Linked DNA regions of Homo sapiens: region 2 is linked to region 1. Evidence: read pairs that join two places in POLR2A ChIA-PET (ENCODE). Cell type or tissue: MCF 10A. All regions are shown on one strand. Links, peaks and the distances in the headings refer to the core of each region. The heading gives the core; the rest is flanking DNA. Region 1 overlaps COL28A1 (collagen type XXVIII alpha 1 chain). Region 2 has its middle 5.2 kb from the start of C1GALT1.

The links. ChIA-PET counts read pairs that join two places held together with the same protein. Peaks named below come from ENCODE experiments on the same cell type or tissue, not always from the same donor. Only the 100,000 strongest peaks of a DNase experiment are listed, where the experiment ranks them.
Region 2: POLR2A ChIA-PET joins it to region 1 with 5 read pairs; 7 of 35 experiments call an interaction of 5 or more read pairs at or near these places.

Annotation. Positions count from the first base shown.
Region 1 is chr7:7,436,223-7,441,609 of GRCh38, forward strand. COL28A1 (collagen type XXVIII alpha 1 chain) reads right to left here. Exons shown (of 35, transcript NM_001037763.3): 21 at 4,568-4,639; 22 at 1,172-1,240; 23 at 173-241. Among named protein-coding and RNA genes, the nearest start is that of COL28A1, 97 kb to the right of the region's middle. RefSeq lists an enhancer at 2,430-3,629. In MCF 10A, for the core only: no CTCF peak of the experiment used is centred there; a DNase peak (open chromatin) is centred at 2,849.
Region 2 is chr7:7,174,625-7,180,011 of GRCh38, forward strand. It overlaps a transcript of C1GALT1 not described here. Among named protein-coding and RNA genes, the nearest start is that of C1GALT1, 5.2 kb to the right of the region's middle. In MCF 10A, for the core only: no CTCF peak of the experiment used is centred there; DNase peaks (open chromatin) are centred at 1,967, 2,637, 3,707 and 4,477.

The DNA of each region.
Region 1 (5,387 bases), core at 176-5,175:
GAAAAATAAACTATGTGATTGCTTGTTTTTTTAAAAAAAGGGAATAGCTATATTCTTACATTTTAGTTAATCAATGTAGAAACCTCACAAGTAGAAAAATCAACTTATGCATTAAATCTACCTTCATTTATTTCAGATACAGAAAAACAAAAAGAACATGAATAAAGCATACCTTTGGTCCTCGAATAGAAAGTCCAGGTTCTCCCTTAAATCCAGGTATCCCAGGTCCTCCTCTATCTCCCTGTACATTTCAAATAACATTTCACAGGCTACAGTTGTGCGAGAAATCACAAGCACACATAGCAAAAAAAACCATTGGCCACTCTGTAAAGAGCTTAATCTGTCCATCTCAGACCTTGAGATAGTATATTCTTCAAACATATTTGAGGGGACTTTCAAATCCTAAGTAAATAACACCTGTCAGTAAAGACTATTACTGCTGTTGGGAGAAAGTCCATTGAAATAATATGTGGCAATTCAGACTCAAATATTTCGACTTTAAGAATGGCTGAGAATGCTCTTAAAATTGAGTGAAGGCCAGGCACAGTGGCTCACACCTATAATTCCAACACCTTGGGAGGCCAAGGCAGGCGGGTCACTTGAATCCAGGAGTTCAAGATGAGCCCGGCCAACATGGCAAAACCCCGTCTCTACTAAAAGCACAAAAATTAGCCAGGCATGGTGGCACATCTGTAATCCCAGCTATTTGGGTGGCTGAGGCAAGAGAATCACTTGACCCCAAGAAGTGGAGGTTGCAGTGAGACAAGATCGCAGCACTGCACTCCAGCCTAGGGGAAAGAGTGAGACTGTCTCAAAAAATAAACCAGTCAACCAACCTGAGTGGATATCTCTTCTGCTAAACTCTTCAATTATAAATCCTGGTAGATTCTTCTGAATAAATGTTCTAAATTCTTACCTGCATTAGGGTTTAGGATTTGGAAGACGTAATGAAGGGTAAAGTGACAAGCTTGGGACCAAGAGCACAAAATCTGGTTTCTAGTCTTAACTCTGCTGCTGGCTGTAGTTTGCTTATCTGTGAAGTTTCAGAGTTAAACGGAATCATTTCTAAGGCTCTTCCAAAACTAAAATTCTAGTTCACTGGTATCATGATTTTTTTTTCTCCAACTGCCAAAGGGTCAAGAAAAAGAAAATAATCTCCAAGAATATATACCTTTGGCCCAGGTGGTCCAGGAATTGATGTTCCAGGCATTCCAAAAGGGCCCATAATGCCCGGTTCACCCTTAAAAAGAGCAAAATGCTCACTACATTTCAAGCAGAGAAAGCACATATAGAGACAATATTAAGAAAAGTACAGAAATGTCTGCAGATTTTTAAATTATGTTATGACCTCTATCTGTTTCAAAGACCAATGTGAAAATAATTTGAGCATCTTTTGTAACCACTGCTAGTTATTGACTAGTAAGATTTCAGTGCTTTTAAATAACTATGTTCAATTAATCACTGAATGTTAGGAACATTTTATCTCTTGTGCAGCCTCTTATTAGCTAATAAAAATTATGCAATTCATGGTGCTTCCTTTTTGTGTTGTATGTTGGGAAGCTCAAAGAGAATTTTTTTTTCAATATAGCAATTATCTTCAGCAAATGTTTTAGGGTGTACTTCTAGGTTATAACTCTTTTTTCTTTGTTGTTTTATTTTAATGACCAAAGGTAAAATAGTCTTCCATTCCATGTTATCTCACATCCTTTTTAAGAAGTAGAACCCCTATGGGCTGGGTGTGGTGGCTCACACCTGTAATCCCAGCCTTTGGGAGGCCGAGGCTGGCGGATCACTTGAGGTCAGGAGTTTTGAGGCCAGCCTGGCCAACATGGCAAAACCCCATCGCTACTAAAAATACAAAAAAAAAAAAATAGCCAAAATTAGCCAGACATGGTGGCATGTGCCTGTAATCCCAGCTACTCAAGAGGCTGAGGCAGGAGAATCACTCAAACCCTGGACGCAGAGGTTGCAGTGAGCTGAGATCGCATCACTGCACTCCAGCCTGACCAACAGAGCAAAACGCTGTCTCAAAAAAAAGAACCCCTATGATTTTAAAAAAATGACATTTTTAATAGAAAATTTTAAACATTTAGTGGGGGAGATGTCTAATATTTAGAGTCTCAAAGACTCAATCTGGAGCAACAGGTAATTCTCCTGTTCCATCTGGATCTAGACAAGTGATTCTCAGATTTTAGAAGCAGAGGAATTATCAGGAAAGTTTGGTAATGCACAGTTCTGGGTTCAAACTCCAGAGATTCTGATTCAATAGCTCTAGAGGTTGGGGCCCAGGATTACGAAATTTTATGAAGCACCCCTGGTGAAAAACACTATTCCAGAGCAATTGTCACCGCACACCGCAAGGTGTTCCAAATGACCCACTGGGATATAAAGAAAATATTACAACTTGTCTCTATATTTTTATCTCATCAATTAAAATTTCATTTATATAAATTCATAACATATTAGTATGATAGCTTATAAACAGAAATTACAATTAAAAAATTAAAAATCTGTGGCATGTGATCAAAATTTTACTGGAGGGGTTTATAATCAAAACAGTTTGGAAACTACTTCTCTACGGTAGGTGGGCCAAATCCAGCCCACCCCCTTGTTTTGTACAGCCTTGAGCTATGAACGGCTTTCACATTTTCAAGTGGTCATTATACAAATAACTAAATATCTTCCATTTTGCCTCTTGGGCCACAGGACCTAAAATATTTACTATCTGGACCTTTACCAAAACAAACAAACAAAAAACACTGTGGAGATGAGTCGTGGAGAATGAGCTGTATCTATGCTATGTCTAAACATGACCCTCTAGGTTTTCAGACTGCTGACTACTCCTGCCTCCGTCTGACTCATGTCCTCTGAAAATTCAATTGCATGAGCTTCCTTTTCAGTCATCCTGCTTCCTCCAGCAGGGACTCCATCAGTCAGATTCACCAGTGATGACTCCTGCCCAGGGCCGTGTTCATCTTCAGAGCTGAAGCCTCCCGCTGTATTGATTAGCCAATACAACCAACAAGCTGAGCACACTGGCCCACTGAGACCCAGTTCTTGCCAAGGCATGTATGTGCCAGTCCTTAAATCCAAACCTGGAAGGCAATGGCACAGGACATGACAAGAATCGGGAAACACAAAAAAACCCCATCCAAGCCTTTGACAAAGGAACAGAACATGAACCTGTTAAAATTCTTCACTAAAACCAAAGGAAAATCAAAATTATGTCTCTAGATTTAATTTTACTTCTTTTTTCAAAAAAAGAGGTCAATTACTTTTATACCATGAAAAGTATCATGGAGAGTATTAAAATACAGGTCTCAAATACCCTGTATTAAGGGGTGATTATGCTTTAACATATGGCAATTCTTCACCTTCATCTTTAAAAACAGCTTTATTTCAAAACACAGAAAAATGTTCACTTTGAAATAGAGTAACTAGGACATAAAGACTAATCTGTTATTAATACTAATACAACACATCTGTTACATAGTGGCACTTCTCATAATGTGCTTCCTGAACTCCCTGCAGCACAGGGCATTTACTTGAGAAGCACAGATTCCTGGGCTCACTCACCACTGAATCCAGAGAGCTGAGGATGGTAACAAGAAATCTGGATTTGTAATCATCCCCAGGTGATACCGATGGACACTGAATGGACACTGAAGTTTAAGAGTCACTGGTGTACAGGTGATGTTTTGTATCTGATGTTGTCAGCACCATTTTTTAAAAATGTGCTTTTTAATCATCTGGTCCTAAAATATACTCCTTGTCTCTTTCTCACAATTAGTATCTTTCTAGAGACATGAACTCTCTTACGTTTGCAGTTTCTGTTTCCTGACACATTCAAATGACCTTAATGGTGGGTCTCTGAGGCTAAGTCAGGACACATACTTAATTGCTCACCTCACAATCCCCTTCGCTTCTTCCTCAGCACTGTGTTATCAACAATTTACCAGGACATAGATCCCCTACTTCCCATTTCACCATATTGATTTTTTTCTCTGAATAATTCGATGTATTCAACACTTACTATATACCAGGAAATGTGCTAAGTGCTTTATTAACTCTTTTAGTCTTCACAACAACTCTGTGAAATAGAGCATATCGTTATCTTCTTTCTATAATTGAAGCGACTTGCTCCAAGAGGTTCATGGCACAGGAGGATGCAATCAGCCTTCCAAAGAAGAGCCTTCATCATCACTGTGCTGCCTCTCACTCTCAGGCTTTTGGGTTGTTTAGCAAAGCAAGATTATGAAGAACTGATAGCTCCTATGGTCCCAATTTTATCCCAACTTCTGAATATTTGGTTGTTACTAGAGAGGACTGACAGACAAATTAGGAACATAAGTATTTCTATGAGTATTACATATTTTATGCAATCTATTCCATTCTATTGTGGTCTGGGAATAGTATGTTTTCTATAGGTTTCTTATTTTGGGGTATTTGTTTTGTACTTGTTGGGAAGGAAACAAGGAATCCAATTTTCAGTGGAAATTTAATACTATATTAAAACCAGACACAATACAAACTCCTCAAAGCGTAAGTCAGAATACAAGAAACATACCTTTGGTCCTTCGGGCCCTGGAAGTCCCCTCTGTCCTTGATTTCCTTTGCTCCCTTTCTTGCCTTCGTCACCCTAACAAAATAATTATGAAAATATAGATTTTCGTATGGTATTAGCAACCTCCCCTAATCTAGCAAGGACCATAGCGGAGCCGGATTCTCGACTAATACCAATTTTAAAGTGGTGTGCCCTGAGCACAGCTCAATTGCGCAGGATTCGTCAATGTTCTTGAGGAGATCAGATGACTTCAGATTGTTCAGCCTTTACTATTTATTCAATATGATTTGCTATTTTTCAAAAATCTAAGTTTTGTATCTTTCTTTTGGAACTTTTGTTTGAATTTATAGTTCATTTTCACCCTTGGTCTATTAACAGATGGTTCTGAGACATTCACAGTTTCAGAAATGAGTACTATCTATGCTTTTTCATGCTGTTTTTCAATTTTTCTATTTCAGGTTTAAAAGATGAAATGAGACATTTTAAAAATCACAGCCCTATTTCGTCCTCACTGGGGAGTCTAATTCTTTCCCCCAAAAGAGACCAATAGTTTTATTGGCAGGAAGATGCTTGAGCATTAACCTGGGGCAGAGCTAGGAACTGACTACTAGATGTTGCCCAGCAGGGTTGTGTAAAACAGTGCTCTCCCAAAAGAATTCCTTTACCTTCAAAACTATCTTTCAACTAGGGTTCAACTGCAAGGCGCCATATCCAGGGATGTACACAGCTCAACAAACGAAAAAAAAAAAAAAAATTCCTCGTGGTCTGCAGCTGAGGCTATTTAAATATTTATACTATAAATTACTATACCATGGTTTTTAAA
Region 2 (5,387 bases), core at 318-5,317, 260 kb before region 1:
ACAAATGAAAATTTCTTCATTCTTTTTCCTTTCTGCTCCTCAGCCTCAGTAATTTCAGTGGTCTTATCTTCAAGTTCACTGACTCTTCTGCTTGCTCAGTTCTGTTGCTGAAGCCACTTAGATTTTTTTATTTTTATTTTTCAGCTTCAGAATTTCTGTTTGGTTCCTTTTCATAACTACTATCTCTTTGTTGATATTCTCATCTTGTTCATACATCATTTTCCTGGCTTCCTTTAGTTCACTGTCAATGTTTTCATTTCCATGTTTAGCATTTTGAGCATATTTAAGACAATTGTTTTAAAGTTTTTGTTTAGTAATTCCAATGTCTGGACTTCCTCAGGGACAGTTTCTATCCATTTATTTTGTTCCTTTGAATGAGCCATACTTTCTTGTTTCTTTGTATGCTTTGTGATTTTTGTGTGTGAGCTTGAAAAGTGGACATTTGGCTCCTATGATGTGGTAACTAGAAATTAGATTTTCTTCACTTTCCTAGGGGGGTTTGCTGTTTTCTGGTTCTTGAAGGCTGTAGCAGTCAGTTTATTTGATGCCTGTCTCAAACTATTATTTCAAAGACTGTATTCCTTGTCAATATGGTCATGGAAGACTCTGTCCCTTAGCCTGTGTTCAGCTAGTGTTTTGGCAGATTTCCTCGAATGCCAGAAGCTCTCACAGTCTTTGCAAAGTGGCTCTAAGCCAGGGCTCTACTTCAATTCTTAGTTAGCCTTGCACTGTGCTAAGGGATCAGCCCAAAATGAAAGCTTAGGGTTTTCTCAGGTGTTTTCTAAGCAAGTGTTTTGCCCTGGGCATGTGCATGGCTTTCTAAATTCCCACGTATATATGGTTGCTTTTGAATATTTTAATTTCCCAAAGAAACTCTCTCCAGATTTTGCCTTAGGCAGTCTATTGCATGTTTCAACTGTAATCTCTGCCTCCAGGTGTCTAGGGTTATTACTTCAGTTTGCTGTGTTTTCCAGCTTTTTCTGCCCTAGGTTCTGAGTTAGCAAAACAGAGGAGAGGATCTTGCATCAATCCTTCAGGTAGCCCCTTGTATTAGTCTGCTTGGGCTACTGTAACAAAATACCACAAACTGAATAGCTTAAACAACATAAATTTATTTTTCACACTTTTGGAGGCTAGCAAGTCCAAGATCCACATTCTGGCTGACTTGGTTTCTGCTGAGGGCTTTTTTTTTTCTGGTTTATAGATGATAGGCTTCTCTCTGTGTCCTTACATAATGGGGAGAGAGAACTCTTCCTCTTCTTGGAAGGGCACCAGGTCTATTGGATAAAAGGCCCTACCTTTATCCCCTCATTTTACCTTTATTACCTCTGTAAAACCCCAAAAGGATAGGGTTGGGGGGCTTTCCAAACACATAGAGGTTCCCAGAGGTTTGTATGCCTGGAGACAGCATGGAAGCTACATGCCATTTCTTCCATACCTTACATTATACATCTCTTCTATCTGGCTATTCATCTGTATCCATTATAATAAGTGAGTAAACATAGGTAAAGTATTTGCCCAAGTTCTGTGAGCCATTTCAGCAAAATGGGAATTTGTGGAAAAAGGTCGAGGAAGGAGATGCTTCTCTATGGAGGATGAATAGAAACAAGAAAAGGTATCTACTATAGGTCCACCTTTAGATTTAGAAATACAACTTGAAATAAGAAAAAAAAAATGCCACATTATGCAGCTACACAATTTGTAAGTCAATTAGTTCTTTTCAATAACAGATGCAACATATACATTTATAAATAATTTACTCCTTTGGGATTTCAAACTAAAGAAACTTCAACTATTTCACTTACAACAAATGTTTCTGCTTCTGTTTCTCATCAATTGAGAAAACAATTAAGGAACACTCCTGATTCTTATTCCAGGGAACTAGAGGAACAAAGAGTAACCCCAGGGATTCTAGCCTCGTAAGCTGAGAATATTTTTCTAGATGACACAAGTTCCTCAGTGCACACGTGACAGTCTCTGCTTTCAAGCTAATATGCTGTGAGTCACACTGAGTCCTCTTCCCTCGAGGTTAAATGTATTTCCTAGACTTTTTTTCTTTATTTCTTCCTCTGCTCTATTCTCCATCTTAACCCTATTCCTCTGTCAGTCAATTCAGAAAACAACACCAGCCATTCCAATTGTCTCAAAATCTTGGTAAATTTTGTAAAGATGTAGCTACAAGGAATAAAAACTGTTTAGAAAATGTTCTCTTAGGTTATACAGGGTGGCATTGTCAGGTATTTTCAATAGGAGACGAGAAGCTCTGTCTAAAAGCACAATGTTGCCAGAAGGATTTCCCTGATCTTTGTTTCCTGGTGTCCATTTTTCACTTACTCCCTAATTTAACATAGGAAATGAGGTGCAAGAAGCTCTGTCCCTTTCTTCCCCCTAGAGTTCTTCTTTTTCTTACTCAGGGATCATCCACAACAACAAACAGTCTGATATCTAATTAGGCCAGTAGTTTCAACTGATTTGGGCTCACAGCTGAATAGCTGAAAGCAAGAAAAAACCATACAATTAAATTAGGGACCTTGTATTTAAGGCCATTCATCCACTACATAATCAGGACTTGAGTCTCACACTAAGGCTCTGTCTTACTCATTCTAACATATTTACCTCTCAGGTTAGTCATGCCACAAAAATGTGCATTGTTAATAATTGCCTCATCTCTACCTTTGATGTTCCAGTATATAAAGCCTTCCCCTGTGTGCCCTAAGTTCTGCCCTCTGAAAGAGAAAGACATGTTTTCTGCCATTTATTTTCTTGCTATTGGGTGCAATTTTGCTCTAGGATGAACTCATAAACTCAAATAACCGGTTATATATATGTTTGTTATTAAGTTTGTTTAAGTACCTCTGTCACAACAAAGAGGAGCAGATATACTCAGCCACAGTTACAAATTAATTCATGAAAAAGAAAAAGGAGCCAGTGATAATTATGCATTCTTTTAAAAGAGTAATAAATTTTCAACAGGCTCATAAAATGAGACCTGACATATAAGCTACCATTCTGCCATACTCTTAAATCCAAACTGCTTGCTATGAATGATGCTACTATTTTATACAGTACACAGTAAAATCAGTAAATAAGTTGTCACTTCCTGAAAGGTCTCCATGGTATTCATGTAAAATACTTAATGCTTAATTGCTTAAACATCAGGTAGACCTCATCAGCCTAATTTAATTAAAAGAATGCTAATGCTTTATATGTAAAGCATATTTACATATAATCTCATTGACTGCCTTTTGGGGTACATTGGGATAATTTTCCCCAGTTAGTGGATAGGGAAATTGAGATTCAGAAGGGTTAGGTGACTTACTACAGGTCATCCAGCTAATCAGTGATAAAACTGGGGGCACTGAAAGATAAGTACCTGGATTGGGCTTACCAAAGTGGTGGCTACAAAAAGGCTGGAGCTGTGTTTAAAAGTTTACAGGAGAGCCATCCATTTTTAGTTGACTTTTTTAGGAAATGATCCAGTTTGAAAAGGAGCAAGAATGCAGGAATTCTGCAACAGAGGGCTTTGAGAGAATTTAGATCTGTAGATTCTGATCTTTGGATAGATTACATCAAAGCAGAATTGAACCGCCCCCTTGGTAGACCTGAGAAATGTAGACAGACCTGTTGGCGAGCCATGAAAATGTTGCAGAGAGAGTCATCAGAGGCATCTGTAGCTAAACATGCTATGCATCAGACTGGTCATTTGTGAAGAGAAATAATACAGCCAACTTTGTGAAATAGTATTGCAAGCCCTCTGGGCAAATTTGTATTATGAGTCAATCTGTAATTTGCTTGGAGATGGCAGACAAGATGGCTGTCTGGTTTCAAGACATGGTTTAATTTTGTGTTAACTCATTAATTTTTAAAAAATTAAAAAAAATTGATTGAGGAAAAACAACTGGGGGCAGAATTCAAGTTTCAAGGATTCCGTTGTTCTATTCACCATGTTACTTCCACAACTGGCAAAGTTTAGCTCTCAGTAAGATTCACACTACATCTCTCTATAAGAGATCAAAAAACCCTTAGATAATACAGGTGTCAGGGAGCAAAGATAATCCTAACATTGTATGCTACCTACTAAAGTGAAAAAGATATACTTCATTCAATTATTTATTCATTCAAACAACAAATAATTGAACACCTGCATGTGTGCCAGGCATTGTGCTAGGCTCTATTATATCCAGCTGTATGAGTTACCTATTGTTGTATAACAAACTATCCCAAAACTTAGTGGCTTAAAACAACAATCATTTAAACATTTAGTATCTCACTGTTTCTGTGGCCTAGGAATTCAGGAGCACCTTAGCTGAATGGTTCTGTCTCAGGGTCTCTTTCTAGGTTACAGTCAAGATGTTGACCATGATGCATGCAATCATTTGAAGGCCTGAAGGGTTGGAGGATCTGCTTCCAAGCTCACTCACATGGCTCTTGTCAGAAGGCCTCAATACCTCACCGGTTGTTGGCTAGAAGCCTTAATTACTCACCATGTGAGCCTCCTTATAAGTTGCCTGAGTGACCTTATGACTCTGACATAACAGCTACCTGGCCCCAACAAGTAATCCTAGAGAAAGAATAAAAAGTCTGGCATGTTTTATAGTCTCCCCTCAGAAGTCACATTACATCATTTCCACTACATTCTATTCATGAGAACAAGTCATTTAATACAGTCCAAACTCAAGGTGAGGGGAATGAAGTTTGACCCTTTGAAGGAAGAAGTATCAAATAATTTGTGAACATATTTTAATACTACCATATGAGTTAATAAAATTTAATACACGAAATTTAACTTAATTATTATAAACTGGTGTTAATATATTTGTAAAATGTAGGTATTTAAAGGGAAACTAAGTCTATTAAAGAAGACAATGTTTTAATGTTGTTGCTAGCTTGTTTGCATTTTCTGTCACCATTTTCACCTCATTCTGTCTATTAAAAAATTCTATATATAGTGCTAAATAAATGATGACTTGGCCTATCTTATTATGTCAACTAAGAATTGCATTTGATACTTACAACAGACAATAACAAAATCTTATATAGAAGGGATATAATCTTCCTCACCTAACAACAAATCCAGAAGTGGATAGTCCAGACCTGGTAAGTTGGCCCTCCAAAGCAACCATGGACCTAGGCACCTCTGGTGTCCTACACTATTAATAGTGTCTGTGTGGCTTTTGTTATTATGGGTGAAATATGGCTGTTCTACCTCCAGTATCATGTCCCTGTTTCAGGTTCAAAAAAAAAAAAAAAAAAGGGATGGGTGCATATCAAATGGCTAAAGCGATATTTCTTCCATAAAGCTTTCCTTGAGTCTCCTCTACAGAAATTCACTTTTATTTAATTGATGGTCACATGGCCAGCCATGACTTATGAAAGTCTAGGGGCAT